Regions from separate parts of the Mus musculus genome. Here regions 1 and 2 are each linked to region 3. A link is a loop called in an ENCODE intact Hi-C map of the cell type or tissue named here. Cell type or tissue: heart. All regions are shown on one strand.

What was found. A loop is a pair of places that touch in the nucleus more often than their neighbours do. Peaks named below come from ENCODE experiments on the same cell type or tissue, not always from the same donor. Only the 100,000 strongest peaks of a DNase experiment are listed, where the experiment ranks them.
Region 1: a loop joins it to region 3, with 2.2 times the contacts of the local background. A loop is called at or near these places in 7 of 42 quality-filtered maps.
Region 2: it touches region 3 in a loop (2.5-fold over the local background); 2 of 42 quality-filtered maps call a loop at or near these places.

What each region holds. Positions count from the first base shown.
Region 1 is chr5:146,724,224-146,732,223 of GRCm38, forward strand. No RefSeq gene overlaps it. Among named protein-coding and RNA genes, the nearest start is that of 4930573C15Rik, 24 kb to the left of the region's middle. In heart, no CTCF peak of the experiment used is centred here; no DNase peak of the experiment used is centred here.
Region 2 is chr5:146,900,450-146,908,449 of GRCm38, forward strand. No RefSeq gene overlaps it. Among named protein-coding and RNA genes, the nearest start is that of Gm10858, 7.4 kb to the left of the region's middle. In heart, CTCF peaks have their summits at 4,150 (motif pointing left) and 5,538 (motif pointing right); DNase peaks (open chromatin) are centred at 72, 5,612 and 7,282; H3K4me3 peaks cover 351 bases; H3K27me3 peaks cover 1,286 bases.
Region 3 is chr5:146,790,578-146,798,577 of GRCm38, forward strand. It overlaps Usp12 (ubiquitin specific peptidase 12), which reads right to left and starts at 4,379. Exons shown (of 9, transcript NM_011669.3): 1 at 4,038-4,379. The coding sequence starts at 4,085. 1700041I07Rik (a long non-coding RNA gene) reads left to right here and starts at 5,248. Exons shown (of 2, transcript XR_377208.4): 1 at 5,248-5,545. In heart, no CTCF peak of the experiment used is centred here; DNase peaks (open chromatin) are centred at 1,724, 2,004 and 4,434; H3K4me3 peaks cover 2,633 bases; H3K27ac peaks cover 1,968 bases.

The sequences.
Region 1 (8,000 bases), 66 kb before region 3:
TCTTCCCAGAATGAAGAAAGGGACACCTCCTATTCTGGATCAATCCCAGTGGCTTCCCGATCTGCAGAGTGCCTTCCCTGTGGGCTCGCCAACACTGAGGTGGAGTATGTGTAAAGTGCATGTGAATGTATCTGTCATTCTGACACAGGATCCCAGGCTGGCCCCAAACTCAAGGCAGTTCTCCGGCCTCACTCAAGCACTGGGATTACAGGCATGAGTCACCTCACCTTTTTACCCGTGGTGTCTGAACAACCTAAAAGCAATCCTGTGAAGCAGCTACCGTTTCTCAAGTTTTCTTTTATTGGAAGAAGCCTGGATAAGGTTAAGTCATGTGAAATTTGCACAGCTGTTTAGACAGACGAAAAGTTGACATCGGATTCCAAAGCTCCAGGCTTTTGTCCCCACGCCATACTGTCTTCAGACAACCTTCAGAGGGTGCAGGAGCTGTGACTCAGTGTGGGGATACACTGATGAGCAGTCCGTTCCCCCTGGTAGTTCATGAGTAGAAAACCCGCGTCAGAAGTCCAGTTCTCCAGAGAGTCCTGGTGTCAGGACAGCTGCCCGAGTGCAAGAGGCTCACCGTAATCTCATTTTGGAGAACAGCAAACCAGAGGAAAATTCAGGGCTAAATCACATTTGTGTTTTTAATCAAGTAAGCCAATGTAATCATGTAATAATTGCATTCTCTGGTTATGTTTAATCCTCAGGAAAATGTAACCAACACCCCCCCCCCCATTAAACTCTTCCTGACCTTGATTTTGAAGGCTCACTGCAATGCCCGAAGCTGACAAGACTCACACAACAAACACAGAAATGAGGTGAATGTAAAAAATCAAACTGGAGAGAGTCCATTTAATTGGCTTCTTACAGGAATCCAGACACCATCCTAAAAGGGCTATGGAGAGACTTCCCCGTCTTGTTTCCACAGTGACAGCCTTGTCACTGACAGCCACACTCTGTTTTGATTTCCTAGCTGCTGCTGGGAAACCAAAGAGCTTGGCTGCGTTAGCCAAATACAGCATCACCCAGTATCCTGATCAAGTCACACATTGCTTACCTGTGACAGCCATTCTTGGTTGTCAGCTTGACAGCATCTGGAGTTAACTAAAACCCAATGGCTGGGCTAATCTGTGAGGATTTTTTTTTTTCCTTAATTGAATCATTTGAAGTGGGAAGACTCATTTCTCATCTGGATCTTTTGAGGTGGGAAGATCTACCCTTAATCTGGTCCACTGCTTTCTCTGCAGTCTGGAGAGAGGGGATGGAAGCGGGACGTGTCTCCCTCTTTGCCTGCTTGTTCTTGCTCTCACCAGCACATCCGTTCCTTCACTGGCATTAAGCCTACTTCTTTGGGGTTCCAGCACATCCTGAAGACCAGTACAGACAACCAGCCTCGTGGACTGAACAGCTACCGGATGCTTAGACCTTCTGTTGGTTAGCAGCCATTGTTGGACTAGCTAGACTGTAGCCTATAAGCCATTCTAAAATTTTTTCATATACATACATTCATACACACACATGCATGCATGTATGCACACACATATCCATACATGCATATATATACACATACATATATATATATACACACATACACATATACATACATAGACATATACACACATACACACAAGCATATATACACATATACATACATACATACACGCATGCATATATACACATATACATACATACACACATGCATACATACACATATACATACACACATGCATACATACACAAATACATATGTACACATGTACACACTACATACATACACATATACATACACACATGCATACATACACAAATGCATATGTACACATGTACATACACACATGTATACACTACATACATACACATATACATACACACTGGTGCATGCACATGTGCACACACACATACACTGTGGGTACTGCAGTCAAATGCACATTCTTTCCCTCACCTCCACAAACACATAATTAAAAAAAAATAAGTAGGGGTCAGCAGTTAAGAGGACCTGCTGTTCTTGCAGAGGAACCAGGTTCAAAAAAAAAATACATTCTGTAAGTTCTGTCCTCTAGAGAACCCTAAGACAATATCCTTCTGCAAACCAAAGAAAGAATGAATCTTCAGCGGCCAAGGCTGATGATCATTGTGTAGGGGACATAGGCATGTGCAGGACGGGCCAACTAAGAGGCCTCATAGAAACAGAGGTGACAACCCACGCTGACACTGGCTTTCCAGGTTTGTGACAGTCTGTTGTTTTGCTGGTATTCTGGATTGAAACTAACACTGAGCGCATGCGTGATGGTCAACCCTGTGCTTTAGCCTTCAAGGAGGCTCATAAATATTTAGGGAGAAGATGAGGGAGCTGGGAGAAAGTTCGATGCATATCCAACATGTTGGCAGATATTTTTAGACATTTAATCTCATCTTAGTGTCCACACAGACAGACTGACCTGTAGAGTCCCTCATCCCTTCACATGTAAGTGCAGAGCCAGTTTTCAAACCAGTTCTAACTGCGAGCCTGACCTTTCTGTTTTGTATTGTTGAACTGTACTGCTTATCAAGGGTATGGGAAAGCCATAGTGTACTGGTTCTATCGACTTGATGCACACTAGAATCGGCCATCTTTGTGACACCGCAAGGGAAGATACTGAAATCCAGTCTTATACACTTGAAATGCCAGCCCGTTTCAACTCGACCTAACCCCAAGTCCCAGTGAAATGGCTTTGCCCTTGTGATGTATCAGGCAGAGACTGATTGGGTGTGGTCCAAGCACTAGGAGTCTAATTAATGGCCAGCCATCCTCTCATTAGCATCCCAGGCCTCTGGGAATTAGAGGCAAAGTCAATTTACTAGAAACAAATACTAGTACCAGAACTCTAGCCACCCCTGCTGTTGCTAGGTAACCATGGGGTGGAGCCTAGATGAAATGCCCACAGTCCTCTGCTTCCCCCTTCCCAACACCCCACACACACACCCCACTCTTCCTCTACTTATAGCCGAGTCCCACCTGCGTTTCATCATAGCCACGACATGCCATGTGCCATGCTGTAGCCCAGGGGCACCCTGCACAGGGCAAAGCTTTCCACCGCCCACTTTGGCTCAGCATCAAAAACTATATTGCTCTGAGTAACATCAAGTTAATGTACTTTGCAATTAGCTCTAAAAGTTTAGCATGAAGAACAGAATGTCATTAATACCTACCGCTTGACATCGCAATGTTCACACTGCATTTAAAAATGGGCCTTTCTTTTCAGTAGGTGTGTTGGTTTGAAGGAGAACGGGCCCCATAGGCTCATGTTTGAATACTTGGTCCCCAGTTGGTGGAGGAACTTGGGAAGATTAGGAGTGGCCTTGTTGGAGGAGATGTGTCACTATGGACAAACGTTGTAGTTCCAAAAGCCACCTAGCACTCCTAGTGCCTCTTGTAGATCAAGATGTGACACACTGGGAAGGCAGAGCTGAGTACATGGAGTAGACTTCCATGAGTTCGAGGCCAGCCTGGTCTACAGAGTGAGCTCCAGGACAGCTGGGGTTACACAGGGAAACCCTGTCTGGAGGGAGGGAGAGGAGATGTGAGCTCTCAGTTATTCCTGCAGCATCGCCTTTGCTCCACCATGAACTTGAACCCTCTCAATGTCTAACAGCAATTGACATTTTTTTCCCCCATAGATTGCCTTGATGGTGGTATTTTATCACAGCAATAGAAAAGTAACTAAGAATGATGTACACAGGCAGTACTGGGAAAGGTCAGTTACTTACCTGGAGCTATGTTTTCTGAAGTTTCCATGACTACAGCTAATCATCTGTCCCACAGACAGCAATTTTGTGTGTCTACTTCCTATGTCATGTGATCACCACTACACAAGTAGTCACCAGTAAAAGTCTAACTAATATAGGCCATTCCTGTGGCCTAAAATAACCACCACTTGGAAAATGGTCGCTAGCCAAAAAGCTCTGCTGGCAAAAAATTGTGGCTAAATAGTCCTAATGTGCACACAGAATATTAGTTTTTCCCAAATGCTTGCACTGGACGAAGGCTTTATCATCTAAGTGTGATGGTTTGAATGGGAATGGCTCCTGTAGGCTCAGTTGAATTTTTTTCCACCATCCACATCTTCCCCCACCACCCCCACCAGGGTTTCTCTGTGTAGTCCTGGATACCTTGGAACTCACTCTGTAGACCAGGCTGGCCTTGAACTCAGAGATCCACCTGCCCTTGCCTTCTGAGTGCCGGGATTTGTGTGTGTGCTTTGGTCTTTCCCGGGGCTGTTGAATCCTTGGCTCCCAGTTGGTGGAACTGTTTGGGAAGCATCAGGTGTGTCGATGGCTGGCAGACTCTGGGGTTTCAGAAGTTCCTTGATGTTCAGTGAGCTGTCTCAGCTCCCACACCTTTACTCAGACATCATGGACACTAACCTTCTGGAAACCATAAGCCCAGTTAAACACTTTCTTTTTTTAAGTTACACTGGTTGTGATATTTTATAACAGTAATAGAGAAGTGGCCAACATACCAAGAGTAGCATTTAAAAAAATAGTAACATTGTTTTCTTTTTCTTCAATACTGTCTACAAGTGACCCAGTGTATGCTTTCAGGAATTTACTAGGGAGCTATTACAAATTAACACTGTTACATAGTAGGTCATGCTGCTAACACTTCATTTTGGAGACAAGGGTCTCATGTGCCCTAGGATGGCCTCAAGTCTCCCGTGTAGCTGAGGTCAGCTTTGAACCCCCAATCCTTCTGCATGCTGGATCTGTAGGCACACACCACCATGCCTGGCTTCCTTGGGTATTTTTAAGAATGTAAGCCTTTCATTACAGAGGCTATAGAATAGTCTCTTCAACCTCCCAGATCTAAGCATCCTTCTGGTTTTGTGTATGCTGAGTGGACATGGCGGGTGCCACCAACTTAACTTTGACATATCAGATCGACTCTTTCTCTTTGAAATCTGGATATAGGCATATTTGACTCATCCTCTTCTTCTCTTAGGAAGAGGACCAGAGGCAACTTCCCAATGGTAAACTGCAGCAATCCACAGCCATCTAGTATGCACCGCCAAGAGCAGCCCAAAGCAGCAAACCCAGACGTGGGAAAAGAAAACGTGGGACCATCTGCCTGCAACCGGTTAGTGGGCTTCCACATCTGAAAAGAGGGGTGAGGCTCCCAAGGCAACTTTGAGCAGGTTCGAAGAATCTGATTTAGGAAGCTTCCAGTGGGGGAGGCAGAGACAGGCGGATCTCTGAGTTCAAGGCCAGCCTGGTCTACAGAGGGAGTACCAGGGCAGCCAGGACTACAGAGAGAAACCCTGTCTTAAAACAGAGAGAGAGAGAGAGAGAGAGAGAGAGAGAGAGAGAGACAGACAGACAGACAGACACAGAGACAGATTGAGCACTGGCTCCCATTTCCTGCTGTCAGCTCCTCCCACTGCTGAATAAGCAGTCCCAGGTATAGATAGGTATGCAGGGCCACACTCCCCACTTCCCAATACTATTCAAGTACAACTCACAAGGCAACTTTCAAGGGCTGTGCTATTATAACTCGCTAAGATGCCTTCAGGATATGGTTGATAACTCTCACATCAGATCAATGCTAGACTGACAGTGAGTTCACAGAAAAGGGATGCAGAGCCCCAAATGTGGTATGAACGTGTTGAGCTGGTAAGCCCAGAATCCAATTAGCACCCCCTGGGTTGAGGTGGTGGCGGGATTCTTCACCTCTGGTCAGAGAAGGAAAATTCTGGGATTTACCTCAGGAACCAGATTTAAGAATGGTTAGTCTGACCATGGAAACAGCTATTTTTCTTGATATTAAGCCAGTTTTTTGTTTGTTTATTTTTGTTTTTTGGTGATGGTGCGTGTGTTGAGGGGGGAGTGTTTTTTGTTTGTTAATTTTTAGTTTTGGGGTTTTTGTTTTGTTTTGTTTTTTGAGACAGGGTTTCTCTGTATAGCCCTGGCTGTCCTGGAACTCACTCTGTAGATCAGGCTGGCCTCGAACTCAGAAACCCGCCTGCCTCTGCCTCCCGAGTGGTGGGATTAAAGGCGTGCGCCACCACTGCCAGGCTATTTTTAGTTTTTAGACACAGGGTTTCTCTTTGTAGTCCTGGCCATCCTGGAACTCACTCTGTAGATCACGCTAACCTTTAACACCTGCTCCTGTCTCCATATGCTGGGACTAAAGGCATGTACTACCACTACTCTGTGTGATGTTAAGACAGTTCTTAAAGTAACCACAGTGTGAGCTTTTTTTTTTTTCTTTTTTCTCCCCCTAGTTTGAAACCAGATAGAAACTGAGAAAACACTAGGAATCACCATGAGCTACAATACATGAGCATGGTGTAAAATATTGTATAACTTTTCTCAGGAGTCAGCCTGGATGAGGACGACTTTGCAAAAGTGAAATACCCACATGGCATGGGCGGCTCAAGTCTATCCCCAGCCATAGCATTAATTAGCATCCTTCCATCCCCAGCTCTTTCAGTCGTGATTTCTAGATCCCTGTTCTGGACCTGCACCCCATGGGTTCCACAGTCATCTCCCCCTGTTCTCTAAAGCTGTGTGCATGTTCCTCTCCCATCAAACCATATATATATATGTCAGTTATGACTTAAAAACAAGGGGGAAACGTGTTGGATGTTCTTATATTCACCCAAAAGGTCTAATGGGTGACAACTTCCTAATTCATTCTTCGAGGCCACTATCACTCTGATATAAAGATTAAAGACAGTACAAAAAAGGAAAGAAAAGAAATGAAGGCTGGGATACAGCTCATTGATAAGAGGGTCCAAGGGCTCAGATTTGACTCTCAGCATCACAAGAGACAAATATAAAGGGAAAGGAAAACCATGAGAACTACAGACCAGTGTGCTGTGGAGTTGGTCTAACACTTGTGTCTTAGTCAGGGTTTCTAGTCCTGCACAAACATCATGACCAAGAAGCAAGTTGGGGAGGAAAGGGTTTATTCAGCTTACACTTCCATACTGCTGTTCATCACCAAAGGAAGTCAGGACTGGAACTCAAGCAGGTCAGGAAGCAGGAGCTGATGCAGAGGCCATGGAGGGATGTTACTTACTGGCTTGCTTCCCCTGGCTTGCTCAGCTTGCTTTCTTATAGAACTCAAGACCACCAGTCCAGGGATGGCACCACCCACAATGGGCCCTCCCCTCTTGATCACTAATTGAGAAAATGCCTTACAGCTGGATCTCATGGAGGCATTTCCTCACCTGAAGCTCCTGTCTCTGTGATAACTACAGCCTGTGTCAAGTTGACACACAAAACCAGCCAGTACAACTTTTTATTTGGGTTTCCAATATTGTAAGAGAATCCTTATGTAAGATGCTGAGGGTCCCTGCCCCCAGTTGGTTCTGATTGGTAAATAAAGTTACCCGACGGCCAGTGTCTGGGCAGGGAGACAGAGGCGGGACTTTAGGATTTGAGGGCAAGGGGACCAAGAAAAAGGATTGCCATGCCAGCAAAGAAATAAGGTCCAAGCCTGAGAGCTGCAGGAGACCAATCACATAAGAATAGAGGAAGAGCGGCCCCAGCCCCTGTCCCCCCATAATTTGATCTAGAGTAGCAAAGATGGAATATAGATTTTAGTAAGGAATAATTCAGGAGTATTGGAGAGGAGGCATTAGAATCACGGAAGTTTGTGAGTGGCCCAGCCATTGAGCTGACTCAGGAATACTAAATATAAGGCTGCCTGTGTATCTTACATTCATTTGAGAATTCAGAACACTGGGGCAGGTAGTGAGGAATGCACAAAGCTGCTGCTGCCACCGCCAGTATCAATCAATGTCCATGGAAAACTGGCCAACCAAATTCTACCAAACGGAACTCAGGAGCCACGTAGAAAGACCACATACCGAAACCTTGTGGTGTTTACTTCCAGAGTGCATGGATAGTTTCTTAAAGGGCCAGACCTGTCCTATGCCACAGTGATTCAATAAGGGTGAACAACACCTGATTACCTCAGTAGCTCAGACATGTGAGGAAATGTGATGTTTCCAATCTGC
Region 2 (8,000 bases), 110 kb after region 3:
GAGTGAGGCTTACATCAAATCCGAGTCTGTGGAGGAAGAGAAGAAGGGCGGCAGAATGAACTCTGCTGGAGAGTTTCCAGAAGCTCCCAGTGGGAGCTGAGAGACAAAGAAGCCTGGGAGGGAATGGAGGAGCTGTGCAACTCCCAGGATGGAGCTAAGGTTATAGAGGCCCAGAAGGGCGTAAGGAAGCTGCAGCTCCTTGGAGGTCGGGGGTGGGGGGGGGTGGGGTGGGGGGGACAGGAAGGGGTGGGAGAGGAGCACGTGTGTCCAAGTGTACAGTCTGGAAGAGGGAATGACTGGTGAGCCTGGAGACAAGCAGATGTGGGGAGCAAAAGAAACCGAAGCTCCCATTTTGGCTAGGTCCTTTGAAAGCAAAGGGATGGGACAAGTTAGATTCACTAGAGAGGAACGGGTAAGAGAGATACCCCTAAGAATACAGCTAAGTGGGGGGGGGGGTGGTGAGCCTGGTAAGGCTGTCCTCCTACTCTCATGATAGAGGAACAGAAAGAGATGCGGATGCCCAGAATTTTGTCAGGACTGGAACAGTGGCTCTGGGGTCCAAAAGGAAGGAGGCTGACACCCTGATACTGCGATAATTACCTAGGAGTCCCAGGCAGTGGTCAGGCTAAGGGAGTCCTGGCCCCTTCAGTTGTCCATGGCTAGACCAAGGAGATTGGCTGAAAGGTGGTCAGGGTTTGATGTCCACATGCCACCAGGGGTATGGAGCAGGCAGGCAACACTCCAGTGTTTTTTGGTAGCACCTTGGACATGGTCTGGATGGTTTACAGGAGAAGGCCAGGCCTGAGCGCAGTGACACTCCTGACCACATTTGAAACAGGGATGTGGAGGGTCTTAGACCAGGGAGCCTGGACTTTTCCTTTGGCCAGATGAGAGCCCCTAGGTCAACATTGGGTATTATTGTTTGGGGGGCTTTTTCATCTCTTCTATGGTACATCTTGAAGGCCACAGTTAAGATTTTTTGCCTGAGAAGTCGGGGGTCCTTTCTATAGACATTTAAGTTTGGTCCTAATATTAGAGGAACTCTGAGAAAAAGAAGCAGCTCATAGGAGTTGCTTTCCACCTGAGGGCTCAGGATCCAGGTTAGTGTATTGTAGGAGGGCCTTTGGAAGGCGGTCTAGGAATTGTGATGAATTTTTATATTTATCTTGGATGATCTTTTGGGATGTTTCATAATTTACTGCCTGAAGGGCAGCTTTGTGGAGATTGGCCAGAAGGCAAAGTTATTACTTAATTCCTGGCTAGGATGCTCCCTGGGGTATTGTAATCCCATTTGGAGTCCTGGTCTGGAACTGCATCAGCCCTGACTGGTGGGCAACCTATTACTGAGGGGAGAGGAGGAGAGGTCAGGAGGCTGAAGATGAAGGGAAGGCACCCGATTGGGGTTTGTGAGTGTGATGGAAAATAGTGGAAGTTTTATCTGCTTTGGGCCTCACAGCTAGGAGGGGCTATTTTCCTTGATTGGCTTATGCCATTCAGTCAGCTTTTAAATCAGAACAGGAGTGAGGTCACATGGCAAAGTCCATCCTTTCAAATGCTAGCAAAGATGGCTGTCAGCCACGTGGCTGCCTCCATCCTGATGGGGGACCGTGACCGAGTTGGCAACAAGCAACTCGCTTCCTAGGCATAGACTGTTAGCTATCTACCCTAGTGTCACATGCTTTAAGTTAACCCCTTTGTGAGGGACTTACAGGGTTTTAATCATATACCTTAGCAAGTTTAGAGAATGAAATCAAAGCCTACAGAGTAGAGATGAGTAGCCATCCATAGTCCCTACTGTGAGTCGTCTGTCCCTTTATACTGATTTCTCTCCTTTCTCTGTCACATAGGTGGTTTGCCTGATATGGGACAGAGATTTTGAAGGAAACCTTTAAACAAGCATACTTGGGTCTAGGCGAGGGGAAGCCATACCCAACTCTAAAATCAGCGTAAAACAGTCTGATGCTACTCAGACCTAAAGACACCTGCAATCCTGTCAAACCGAATCTAGTTAGGTGAGAACGGAGCAGGCCTGGAGATTGGGAACCAATGAGGTTTGACTAGGGAGAGAGGACCCTACAGGAGGGAGCTGAGAGACTGACCAGCCAGCGAGGAGTGACTGACTGGCTGTGTGCAAGCTGTAGCTGGGCTACTCTTTGCTTTCTCCCCATCCTGCTGGGTTGGGCTTCTGGCTCCCACCTTGCAACAAACTCTGCAGTACCAGAGCCATTGATGGTAAGTTAGAAGTCAGGACATTTCCATTGAGTGGGGGTTGGGCGGGGGACAAAGAGGGTTTGGAGAAAGGAGAAATAAGGAATGGGGAAATGTCCTTTTCTCCGATCGCTCATAGATAGTATTTATAAACATACTGATTAATATTAAGATCAAGGGTGGCTTTAGGCAGATATTCATATTGATTAATTAGCTTAGGGATATGGGCTGGAGAGATGGCTCAACAGTTAAGAGCACTGACTGCTCTTCTGGAGGCCCTGAGTTCAAATCCCAGCAACCACATGGTGGCTCACAACCATCCGTAATGGGATCTGATGCCCTCTACTGGTGTGTATGAAGTCAGCTACAGTGGACTTATATATAATAATAAATAAATCTTTTTTAAAAATTGTCTTAGGGATATTGAGGCCCAATTTGATTGGACCCGAGGGCCCTTCAAGCCAGGTTTCAGGTGTACGGTTGGGAGGTTTTCTAAGAAGCATCCCAAAGGAATGAGGGTAGGAAAGATACCGTTCCCATGGATAAGAAAGGGGAGTAGAATGTCACTGTAGCTGTGGGCTTCTCCCAACTCAGGGAGGACAAAATGAGGACCAAGCTGTTCAGTGGGTCGTCACCACAACTCAATGGGAGTCAGCTTAGCCTGGAATCAGGACTTTCCCTGAAGCCAAAAGGAAAGGACAAGAACTGGGTTCTCATAGAAGCCCTCATCCATAGGCAACTTTTGGGAATGGACTCGCAAAACCCATGAGGGCCTAGAGGAGTTGTGGGCTTTACGGGCAGCTCCAAAGCGAGAGAGGTAGAAGAGTTGCAGTAGCCCAGCAGGAGTTAAGAAACTGCAGGGTTGCACTTCTGAGGGTGGAATAAACTCAGGATAGGAAGGGTCAAGGTACCCAGTAGGGCCTCAGGAAACTGCACTGAAAGGTCGCAATGACCTAGAGGAGCTGAAGGACAGGCAGCTCCGAAGGGAGAGTGAGAAAAGGTCAGGTAGGGGCGCAGTGGCCCAGGAAGGCCAAGGGAACTGCAGAATTGCAGCTCCAACGGTAGGAGAATGGGGTCAGGAAATGAGGGCCAGCCATAGCCTTAAAGACCATGGCTGGGGTACTTCTGCCTCCAAGAGTCCTAGAGGGGTGCTGGACACTCAACGGTCACTACCTCGGACTCGGGGAAGTGTTTACACAGCCAGAAAGGGAAGCTTATCTAATTGTCACGGGTGGGTGGGGTATTAAGCGATCAGTGAGCCAGAAGCTAAGATCACGGCAGATCAACTGGAGATGAGGGAAGGAGTCCTAGTGTGGCTCAGACCCGAGGTGCTGTGGGCAAAGCACACATAAATATAAATTTTAATCTCTCTCTCTCTCTCTCTCTCTCTCTCTCTCTCTGTGTGTGTGTGTGTGTGTGTGTGTGTGTGTGTGTGTGTGTGTGTGTGACATGTATGGAGGTCAAAGGATGTCTCATCATTTGGTTCATGACTGATGAACTCATCAGACTTCGCTGCAAGACCTGTGCCCACTGAGCTATCTCACCAGCCCAATTCTAGGTTGTTGTTGTTTTCTGCTTCTTGCCACAGAAGGAAATACTGCAGTTGCAGACAGTTTTCAGGGCTCGAACTACATCCTTTGCACCCAGATAGAGAATGTCCAGTTGTATATAAGCCAGTAACTCGAATGCAAGAGTCACCCGGGGCCTAAGTGTGAGCTCACATGGGAGGCTCAGATGAGAGATGCAGAAATAGTGATTCATGTATTTGTCGCCTTAGAATTAGATATCCTCCTGCCTCCACCTCCCAAGTGCTGAGATTAAAGGTGTGCACCACCACACAGGATTCTTGGCAAATACTTCTAGATGAAGACGTTTTAGAAGTTTGCACATCCTCTTGGGTAACGAGGATGGTGGCCATTTTTTGAGACAATAGCACCACCTGGTGGCTTCACCCAACTGGCCTAGCTTACATTATATAGCACATGCTACTTCAGGGCTCTTCGCATTTTTAGTTGCCCTGTACTGCAGTGGCGGATGGGATTCTGTGAGTTCGAGGCCAGGGGTTCGAGGCCAGCCTGGTCTCTATAGCGAATTCCAGGGCAGCCAGAGCTACACAGCCAAACAAATGAATAAATGTAGTTCTTGTGCTGGGGTCAAGGGTACTCACTGCCCCTGTAGTTTGTTTCCCAGAAGCCACATGGAGTAGCTCACAACTTCCTGTAACTTCGAAGCAGCGGATATCAACCTTCCTAAGGCTGCGACCCTTTAATACACTTCCTTCATGTTGTGGTGACCCCCAACTGTAAAATTACTTCATTGCTACTTCATAACTGTAGTTTTGCTACTGTCATGAATCATAATGTAAATGTCTGATATGCAGGGTGTCTGATATGCGGCCCCTGTCAAAAGGTCGGTTTGCATGCAAAGGGGTGGAGACCTACAGGTTGAGAAATGCCGTTCCAAAGGCTCCGTCTCTGCCACTTCTAGCCTAAGAGACAGACATTTTTAAAAAAATTAGCTCATAATTTTAAAAGTAACCTGTGACTTCATTCCTCTGTAATTAAACCACAACTCTGGAAATATTACTTTATTTTTTCCATTAGAGTTTCATCTTCTGCAGAGCAGTCTTTTCTTAAAGATCTGGCTTGAAATTCCCTCTCAGCAACATAACCAGAACACACTTTCTCCTCCGCCGTATTTTATGGAATGTCCCAAACACACATTTCAGGGTTTTTGTTTTTTGTTTGTTGTTGTTGGTTTTTTGAGACAGGGTTTCTCTGTGTAGCCCTGGCTGTCCTGGAACTCACTCTGTAGACCAGGCTGGCCTCGAACTCAGAAATCCGCCTGCCTCTGCCTTCCAAGTGCTGGGCTTAAAGACGTGCACCACCACTGCCCGGCACATTTCAGGGTTTTGCCTACACAAATTACCTGTTCAATTTAGCTCCCATGCCCTTACTCTGTCCCCATAACACTGTGAGGTCACCCCTTCCTCAAGGATACTCCCAGAAGCCCTTCCTTGCACCTGCTGGCTCCTCAGGGTTAGGCAGTAACCTCCACCTCCCCCCACTCCCCGCACCCCAGGAGAGCTGTCCATAAAAACAAAACAAACAAAAACCCCATCATATCATGGTGGCTTCGCTTCGAACAGCACAGCCCTTCAACTACTGAGAGTCCTACCATTTATAGCCTGCATTGCTCTCTGCCTTGTTGGGAGCCAGGGCCCTCCTCCCCTGTGTGTGGAATGAACAACATCATAGGTAATGCATTGTGTTTTGGAGGCTAACTTTTAAAGGTTCATTTACGTAGTATCAGCGGCTGTCAGCAGATGGCGCCAGATCCCAAGGGATGAAGTGTCATTTCTCGAGGTGAACCTCGGGTTTAGCAGAGAGCTGGGCAGGGAAGGGGCTGCTTCCAACTGCTTCCGGTTGGTTTTAAGGATAAGTCAGTGGTCTCTGGGGGGTGATCATGTCCTGACTTCTGCTGTTGGAGGTCACGGTTTGTTTCGCCCCTCCCCCCCTACCGCCCCCAATCCTGTGGGCCATTATCACTTTAACATCCTTTACTGCGTCATTTCGAGGGATCTGCATGGGACTTCTCACCCTTTGGTTAGTGGTTAGACTCTAGCGGTACTGGACAGTTGATTTCTAGGTACAGACCCGACTGAGCTAGGCGGGATATCCTGTCCTCAGGATGCCCAGATTTGGATGGGGGATGTCCCAGAATCCTCCACTGCCATATACCTGTTCCTGGGCCCCAGACCCAGAGGGGACATGTCCACCTGAAATTAATCAAGTTGTAACTCTTGTAACGGATTCACGGAGCAAGTCTCACTTGGGTTAAACGTTTTCTCAGTCGATCCCAGGGTCCTGTGGAAGAATAGATGTATTTCTGTGCTATGTTTGCTGACGTTCATATTTAGAAACAAAGCTATCTGCAAATGAGACGATTCGATTTAGGCTGGTGCTAGATTCTACCTTCTCAACACAAAGACTTGATTTGGGGGCCTAAATGAGGAAAAGTCAGCCTTTACTAGAAACAAACGGTTAACTTAAGCTACTGGGTTTCAAAGCACTTGGCGATGGAGCAAGTCTGAATTTTAAAAATACATTTTTTTTTTTTTTTTGGCGGCGGGGTGGGGTGGGGGTGGGTTCAAGACTGGGCTTCGATGTGTAGCCCTGGCTGTCCTGGAACTCGCTCTGTACACCAACCTGGCCTAGAACTCAGAGACTCCCCTGCTTCTGTCTCCTGAGTGCTGGGATTAAAGAAGTGAGTCCTATACCGGACAAAAATACATTTAACACATTAAAAATGAATACATACATGCATGCATGTATATAATTCCCACTCATTTTAAAATTACGCCGTGAACACGGGCCGTGGGTGATCAATCCCCAGCATCCCTCAGAAAGCAAACCTTTACCGTGAACTAGTGTGTGCAATTAAAACATTGCTCCCACAGAAGCTGAGACTAGGACGGTGGCTATTAAAAATTAGTTGGGGGCTGATGAGATGGCTCAGCGGGTAAGAGCACTGACTGCTCTTCCAGAGGTCCTGAGTTCAAATTCCAGCAACCACATCGTGGCTCACAAGCACCTGTAATGAGATTTGATGCCCTCTTCTGGTGCGTCTAAAGATAGCTACAGTGTATTTATTTATAATAATAACTAAATATTCGGGCCGGAGCGAGCAGAGACTGAGCGAGCGAGGCTGACCGGAGCAAGCAGAGGTCCTAAATTCAATTCCCAACAACCACATGAAGGCTCACAACCATCTGTACAGCTACAGTGTACTCATATACTTAAAATAAATAAATCTTTAAACAGAAATTTGTTGGGACAAAGCCAGCTGTGCCCAACAGCTTACTAATGGCCCTGGGGGTGGCTAATTCTATTTGCATAGTCTTTTGATAAATGGCTTTGACAGCAGCCAGGAAGGAAACGGAAGCGCACATTCCCCACCCAAGAAGGAAAAGCTGAGGTCTGGGCTCCAGTGTGTCTTCCCTGTCCTTGAAACTCATTGAGAGTGATGACCGCAGGGCTGTTTATCACACTCCCACATCCCTGGTCCTGGGTACCTGTTGCCTTCATCAGCAGAAGTGATTCCTCAGAGACTCCCCCAGGCTAAGGATAACACAGCTGGATACTGGGGAAGCCGGCCCAGCAGCTGCTGTGCCCAGCTGTTCCAGGTCACAGGCAATTCTGGCTGTGTTCCTCTCTTCTCCCTTGGAAGGGGCTGTCACTAATCCAACAGATGCAAGCAAGTCCTCTTGCGAAGCCAGCCACCAAGGACTGGCACTCCAGCCTCTTATGGGCTCCATGAAGCTCTGTTCTGACTTCAGCTCTGTTCAGATGGTGAGGAAAGCCAAGGGGGTCCAGGAAGTGACATGACTCTCTGGCCATGCTGCTGTGTTGGAAAAAAAGACTATACCTGCCAGACAAGAACAGTAGCTATCCTGCTTGTGCAGTTCTGGTTTGCTTCTAGCCCTCTCTCTGTGTTAATATACATGTATATATTCCTCTGTGTGGTCCTAGCTGTCCTAGAACCCTCTCCATAGACCATGCTGCCATGCTGGCCTCAAACTCAGAGACATCCATCTGCCTCTGCCTCCCCGGAGCTGGGACCAAAGGCATCGTGCATCACGTTGCTAGGCAAATGTTCCCGTGTGAGCTGCTTATATGTCTATATAAGCTAATGGCATTGTCACGCCAGCGACTGAGAATAGAGCGCCTTCCAACTAATGGCAATACTGACTGGGGTGTATCTCAGCAGTAGACTGCTCACATGGCTCGCAT
Region 3 (8,000 bases):
CTCCACATAAATGAATTTTGATTTGGATCAGGACAGAACATCTAAGAGTTTCTTAAATGTCCCTAAACGTCCTTCTGGCATTTCTCACTACATGTTTTATGGGAAACAGTTTCTCACCAGAGACATAAAAGTCAAACTATCAATCCTGATGACTGCAGAAAGGAAGCACTCCAAGAATGGAGGAGCCTACCTTTAATTTCATCGCTCGATTGACAAGTGGAAGCAGGAGATTCAGGAGTTCTCCAAACACAGAAAGGAGTAAGGGGGTGGAGAGCAGGAGGGACACAGAGGAAAGGAAGGCAAGGCAGTGACCTGCTCATTTCTCCATGTTCCTTCAGATAAAGCCTAAGTTTTAGGGCTGTCCCCCTCCTTTCTGGAATGATGCTAAGCTGCATGCCCACACACGCATACTAGCCCAGCAGCAAGAAAAGGCAAGGGAACCAGCTTTACCTGAGATGGCTGCAATAAGTGCTTTATAGTTTCCACGTCAGAGTCCAGTACAACCTAGCACCTACCTTGTGGCTTTCACTTCACTCACACCCACACTCACTCTCGCGCACACACACGCACACCTCCTGCCAGGCAAGCAGCCAAGCCAGTGCCATCTCAAGCTGAGAAGCCGCTCACCTCCTTGTTTCTGCTCTATCCAATCTCCCTCCCAATAAGTCTTTCCCAACCAGGACTCCCACAACCAGAGACAGCGGCCAGCTTCAGCCAGTGCTACAAACTCCCAGTGGGCAGCCCTGGTCTCCGGAAGACATCCTGGACACCTGGATTAGCTGCGGGCTGCTGCTGATTTCCAACCAGGACCCTCTGCTGTTCGCTGATTACTAAGTACAGAACTCAGCAGTTCATGAACCACACTGCACCAGGCTGTGAGAACAGTAATCTCCCGTAAGGAGCAGCCGCACACCAAGCTGAAGGTGTACTAGAGTGGCCAGTAGGGAACCGATTCTGGAGGCACGCTCACGACAGTCTGAAGACAGGCACTCTCTGAGCCAGGCCACAACACCAAGACAAACACATCACACTCATTTTCACACAAAGGCAGAACAGTGATCTGAATCAAGGCCTGATCTGAATCAAGATCTAAATTCAAAATATTGAAGACTTATTTGTAATCTATTTCACCCAATAAAGCTACTGCAGGTTTGCTCTGCACCTTATTTTGACAAGTGAAAAAATTATGTAAACTTCCATACTTAACAGAATAAAATTTCAATTCATCAAGTGTTTCTCTGTTTCTGACCTGCTGACGCATCCATTTCTGAGTCCCCTTCCCTCCACTGTTCCACAGCTTCACTCAGCCTTCCCTCCCTCTACTTCAAACTCACCTTGTGAGTAAATGAAGGCCTCTCTGCACTGTATGAAGATGTTAATGCTCCAATCAAATGGCATAAATAAATGGTAAGTTTTTCACTAAACCCCTCAGTCTAAACCTGGTGTAATGGTGCATGCCTGATATCTCAGTGACTGGAAAGTAGAGGCAGGAGAATCATGAGTTCAAGGCCAGCCACCACTACATACCAAATTCAAACTCAGCGTGACCTACAGAAGACCCTGTTTCAAAACTGCAGCAAAGGTGGAAATCAAGCAAACAAACAACCCCCCCACCATGAACTACTGAAAGGTAAGGGGGACCATAGACAGCACAGTACTCCCGAGATCACAAAAGTCCTGTGCAACTGTCTAAGGCAGGGTGTTGTTCAGGTCACGTGACCTGCTGAAGAGAGTTACTCGCTGGACAGTTCACATTCCAAGCAAAACAGAACCTACAAGCAGGCTGTTTCTCATTTTCACTTTCAATTCATTCTCAGAAGATGGACAGCAAGCTCCCTTACACTCAAAACTGCAAATCACTCTGATGCTCAGAACCTACTCCGGGAGGGTAGTAGGATTTATTCAAGTAAGAACACAGACACGCCCAATCTTAATAGCACCTTTCTAACAGTCTCACTCTGGCCAGGCATGGATGCCTATGCATTTGCCAAAAAGCATACACACACCATGTGCAATTACCGGACCCGGGCAGAAGCCCTAAGGAGAGTGAGCTTGGGAGTGGACATCAGCCTCTCTCTGGATAGAGAACCCTGGCAGGGCTCTGTCCTCTGCTGCTCTTTTCTGGGGTTGTTTTGTGGATGTTAGGTTTTTTGGGGGGTTGGGGGAAGTGGGGGGGGGTGTTTGTTTGGTTTGGAAACAGGGTTTCTCTGGCTGTCCTGGAACTCACTTTGTAGACCAGGCTGGCTTCAAACTCAGAGATCTGCTTGTCTCTGCCTTGAGAGTGCCACAACCCACCACGCCCTTTGTTGCTCTTATTTGATTGTGCTACATTATTACATACATGAGTATTGTCTCCCTCAAGTAGTAGTAAACACAAGAAAGTGGGCATTATCTTTGGTTAGGGAGGGTCAGTTCTTTTGACAGGAGGTCTTAGCTACACTTGCCTGGAAAGTGTGATCTTTCTACACCCAAAGTCCTGGGCTAGAAGCATGCCATAAAAAGCCCTGCTGTGGCAACTGTCTGGATCACTGCTGTAGCCCCAGTTCCAGTCAGCTGGTGCTAGATGGATACTTGACTAAACTGAGTGAATGAACAGACTACAGGAATCACACCACTCCTGAAACCTTCGACTTTGTCAATGAACCATGACCCCAAAATACACGGAGCTCAGCAATCTGGCAAAATTATCACTATGAAAGATTCGATTATCCCATGTGGCATGTCTAATTAGCACAACCAATCCCAGTAACTGTAAACACAGCCCCCTTCTCAACCCCAGGAAAGAAGAATTACCCACGTGGGAAAATGGAGCCTTCAGTGATTCCATAATCTTCCGACTTTTTTGATGCTGTGGATTTTAAGTCCACTTATTCCACCCCTTTTTTTAATACTGTTCCACAGAAAGTAGCACAGAGTCCACTTTTCCTACCTGATTCTCCACTCCTTACACACACACACACACACACTCACACACAACCACAGATCACTTGCAGGTGGAAGATGGTTTGGAGAATCTCCTAGATACAACCCAGAACACAAAAACGGAGATGAAGCAGGTGCAGGTCTTTGGTAAATAACTCCAGACCCACACTGCAAAGAGTAACTTTTTTCATTGATTCATAAATCACAATCTCTACGGCGAAGTTCATAAAGGAGGTAATGGATTTGCTTTATCACGTGGGAAGCCGTGGTGCTTCTGGCAATGCACAAAAACACGTTTGGAACCCACCCGCGCGCGTTTCGTTTTTTTCGGGGGAATCTGTGTACTTCAACCCCACACAGCGGTGTCTGCTCTATTAAAATAAACAAATGACAGGAAAGCGAATGCAGCTTTTCAAGATTAACACAGATTCCCAGAGACAAGGCTGCCATCTGGACGGACACAGGTTGGAAGCCGCAAGAGTTCCTATCGCTTCAGAGAGTTGAAAATAAGAAAACATTTCAACAGCACTCTTAAAAGTTTCCACCTTCACACGCCCCCTTCCCGAGCCAGGGCCTGGGGCTCCACCTAACCCGAGGAGGAACTCCGCCAGGACTTCCGTCTTCCAGTAGGATCGAGACCCTTCCTTCCTGCCGCAGACCCCCGCCCTGCCCCGCGCAGGGCCCCAAGGAAATGCCGCGTCCCTTCCCCTGGCACAATCCCCTCGCTTCCCGGTACCAGTCCCCAGTTTAAAGTCCCGGCTCCAGCCTCCAACCTCAGTCCACACCTCGAGTCCCCAAGTCCCCAACCCCAGTCTGCAGCCCTTACCCCCAACCCCGTCCCTGAGCCCCCAGGCCCTAGTCCCCAGCCACAGTCCCCGAGTCCCCGGTGCCCAGACCCAGAGCTCCCCGTCCTCAACTGCGACCCCGTGGTCAGGACCCAACCCCGAGCCCCGGTCGGTCCTATCCCCAGTGTCCCGGCCCCGCCTGCCGTGTCCAGCACGCCTTCCCCGCGGCCACTCGGCCCCGCGCCCGGTCCGCCCGCACACGACCAGGCCCGCGGGCGGCGCCTCGAAGGCGGGGACCGGCCCCCCGGGCCGCGCTGCCGCCGCACCTACCATGGTACAGATGGAGGCGAATTTGGAGACTGTCATTAGGATTTCCATCCGCCCGGCGCCATCTTCCAGACAGTCGCGGCGGGCGGGGGACGCGGGGAGCCGGGCCGCCCGCTCGCTCCGCAGCCCGCGGCCGCACCCGGAGCCGCCGCCGACCCACGCTTCTAGCCTGCTGGGCCGCCGCTGCCGTCGTCGCCGCGGGCGCTCAGGCTTCCTCCGGCCCAGCCCCCGCCCGCCGGCCGCCCGCCCGCCCCCGGCTCCGCCCCGGCGCACGGCGCAGCCGCCGCCTCAGGGCCCGCGCCTGCCCGGGAAGCCGCTCACAGCACACCCCGCCCAGCGCGCTGGGGAGAGAGCTCCGCGCAGGCCCTACCGCCCCGACGACCGGGCAGCGTCCTTCCGCCCCGCCCGCCTCCGGCGCCGCCACGCCCACCGCAGCTGTGCCACGCCCATGGTGCCCCGCCCTCCCACGGGGGGGGGGCGAGCTTGGGGAGGACGGCTCCACCCAGTGCGCGTTGGGGCGGGGCGAGACCCGTGCCGCGTTCCTCCTGCAGATGGGTCCTAGCGCCGACGTGAAGCACCTACCTTAGCTTGCAAGAGCGGGTCTTTAGGGGATCGAGCCTTTGCTCTGCGGCGTCTGTGACATCAAGCAGCCTTTAGAGCGACTGACAGTCAGTTGAAACAGAAGACGGAGACCATATCTGGGAAACTGGATGGGTTGGAAGGCAACCCCGCCAGAGTCCCAAGCACTTGGATGTTTTTCTGGGGTGAATCATCTGGGCCTAATTCCCTAAGAAAAGGCTAATTAGATAAAAAGACAAGATTTAACTCTATGAATTAGCAGTAGTGGGGGAGAAGAGGAAGGGGAGCCAATCCTGAAAAACAGTGGGATACCAACTTGGAATTTGTAACAGGGTGGTATGTCCCAAGTAAGAAGCCGAAGCCAATGTGTGAGGAGCACATAGACCGTGTTAGCTAGTGGATGAACGCTTCCTATTTTCTACCGGCAGAAAATTCATAAAACTTCATAAATTACTACTTTAAAAAGCCTGTGATTTGTTTTGATTGGTGATCTGAGGGTAGGACCTTTTCTGCCTTCCACCCAACTCCCCACCACACCGGGTCTGTGGAACTTGGGGCCTAAATTCCGACGAAAGCTCTAAAATCTGATAAGCCTCACTTCATAGTCCAAAGCATTCAAAAGACCGAGAATTTGAACAAAATTTAGTCGAGAAACAGATTTCTGGTACATGAATACTGTTTCCATAGCAATTCCATTGTAAGCGTTGGGGGAGGGGAACACCCACTGAATACAGCTAAGTATTCTGGCAGCTGCTTATTCTCCAGGTATCTACCTTCGTAGTGGCTAGGCCTCCCGCTTTTCTGTAGATACCACGGCAGGGGCTTGGACTCTGGTTTACACCAGTTCAGATCTATGCAATGTTTGTCGCGTTGCTCGCCACTCTAGACTCCACAAGCATAGAGCATGGTCGTACAACATCTATATTTTAAAGGTAAGGATGGGAGCTGGACATATGGCTTAGTTGGCGAAGTGTTTGTGTAGGTGTTCTGAGGTTTCATATCCTCAGCTGAAGTGCTAATCCTACTATGGTAAGGTCATCCTCAGCTATTTAATGAGTTCAAGACCAGCCTGGATCACTTGAGTCCTTGTCCCCAAAAAAATAAATGAATGAAAAGCCAGTCACAGGGAATTGTGACATGCACCTACAATCCCAGCATAGGAAACAGAGAAAGGTGAGTCTCTGTGAGTTCAAGGGCAGCCTGGACTAAATAGCAAATCTACAGATCAGCCAGATCTATGCAGGGAGACCTGGCCTCAAAAATAAATAAAAGAGAATAAACAGCACATGTATGAAATTGTCAAAAAGAAATTAGCAAAAGCCAATGAGTAATTAATTAAAATGTTGAGCAAATAAAACCCTCCAGCTGTCAGTGTGCCGCCTCAGAATTCCTGTCATAGGCTAGGTAGTCTGCTGGATAAGGTTTCATTTTTAAGCTTTATTATTTTTACTTTATGTGTATGGGTGTTTTGCTTGCTCACATGCGTACAGTGTCCGCGGAGGCCAGAAGAAGGCATCAGATCCTCCTGGAACTGGAGTTGTAGAAGGTTGTGAGACCAGATGGATGCTGGGAACCCTTTGAATGCTCTAAGCGTAAACCTTCCAATAACCCCAGAGATCCATCATGCCAGGCTTGTTTTCTAATTGAAGAAGTATAGCATTCATCATTGCACCCCTAGTGAGTGCAGGGCCTGGGTCTATACACACACAGCACAGGCTCTGTCCCTGAAATCTGACGTCTCTCCCTACCTCTCCCAATGAGTCAACCTCTTTGGTTGCATTAATAATGTGGTCTAGCTGTTCAGATAGTAGATGTCAATCAAAATAGCCATAGTTCTAACTCAAGTCTATGTTGGAAATTGTCTTAGGGTTTCCATTGCTCTGAAGAGACACCATGACCAAGGCAACATTCTTATAAAGGACAACATTTAATTGGGCCTGGCTTATACTTTCAGAGGTTCAGTCCATTGTCATCATGATAAAAAGCATGGCAGCATGCAAGCAGACATGGTGCTGGAGAAGGAGCTGAGAGTTCTATATCTTCATCTGAAGACAGCCTGGAGGGAAATCTCCACACTGGGTGGAGCTTGAGCACTAGGAGACCTCAAAACCCGCCTACACAGGGCCACACCACCTCCAAGAAGGCCACACCTCCTCATAGTGCCACTTACCATAGGCCAAGCATATTCAACTCGCCACAGGAATGGAACCCAGGACCTAATTTAGGCTTAGACAAGTGTTAAACCACTGAGTTACACTCCCAGTGCAATGGCTTTTCAAAGCTCACTCACTACTAATCCAGCAAATAAAGTTGAGCATCTGTACAATAAACGTAGGTCTTATATAGGCTGCTCCAGATAAAGTGTAGTCCATAGGTCTAAATACTTGTATGTATTTATTTCACCCTGTCACTGTCTTCAGACACACCAGAAGAGAGCATCTGATCCCATTACAGATGGTTATGAGCCACCATGTGGTTGCTGGGAATTGAATGCAAGACCTCTAGTAGAGCAGTCAGTGTTCTTAACCATTGAGCCATCTCTGCAGCTCCCATGTTGGTATTTAAACACAGATTTAAAGAGGGGGTTAGAAGGGTAAGATGTAGTTCAGGGGAAGAGCATATATTTAGCAAGAGGTCTTGGGTTCAGTCTCCAGCATCAACAAAATAAAACAACCACAACTTAACTAAAAGAAGAGGCTTATCAGCCTCTACTTAAAACTGAAACAATGGTTTCATTCATTCGGATAGATAGATAGATAGATAGATAGATAGATAGATAGATAGATAACACCATCAAGTTTCTGTCACAGATTGCAAGGGGAAGGCTACTTGTCCTGGTACTCAGCAGGGATTGCCTCCTCGTCCCTGCTGGTTCTTCCCTGAACCCAGAAACACCCCACCATACATATGCCTCACCCCACACCTCACACCCCACCCTATCCCCCACCTCCACTCCAGTCATGCGGAGCAGAATACAGAAGCAGCTGGCTGCAATGTGCTCTCCACGGGACAGCAGCTCTTTCACAACAACGGCGTCTAGACTACATTGTCTAGATTCTTTTCTGTTTGTGACACTACATCTTCTGCAGATGTTCCTGACGGCTGAGTCCACCACAGGGAGTGATGAAGACGTCAAAGGCAACAAGAGGGTGCGGGAGATGTGTGCCTTTACCTCTGGTTGGTCCCGCTGAGAGCTCTCTAGCTTCTGCCTGCCTGTTCTGTTCCATCCACAGCAATGAGCTGTTGCTGCTCGCCTGCAGGACGCCTAACCACATCCAGTTGACCCCCTTATCTCTGACCTCTGGAAACTTGTTTCCCTCTTCTCCAACCTGCCCCTCATCTTCCTCATACCCTCTGGGTAGCTCTCCATGGAGTCTGAAGACTTTA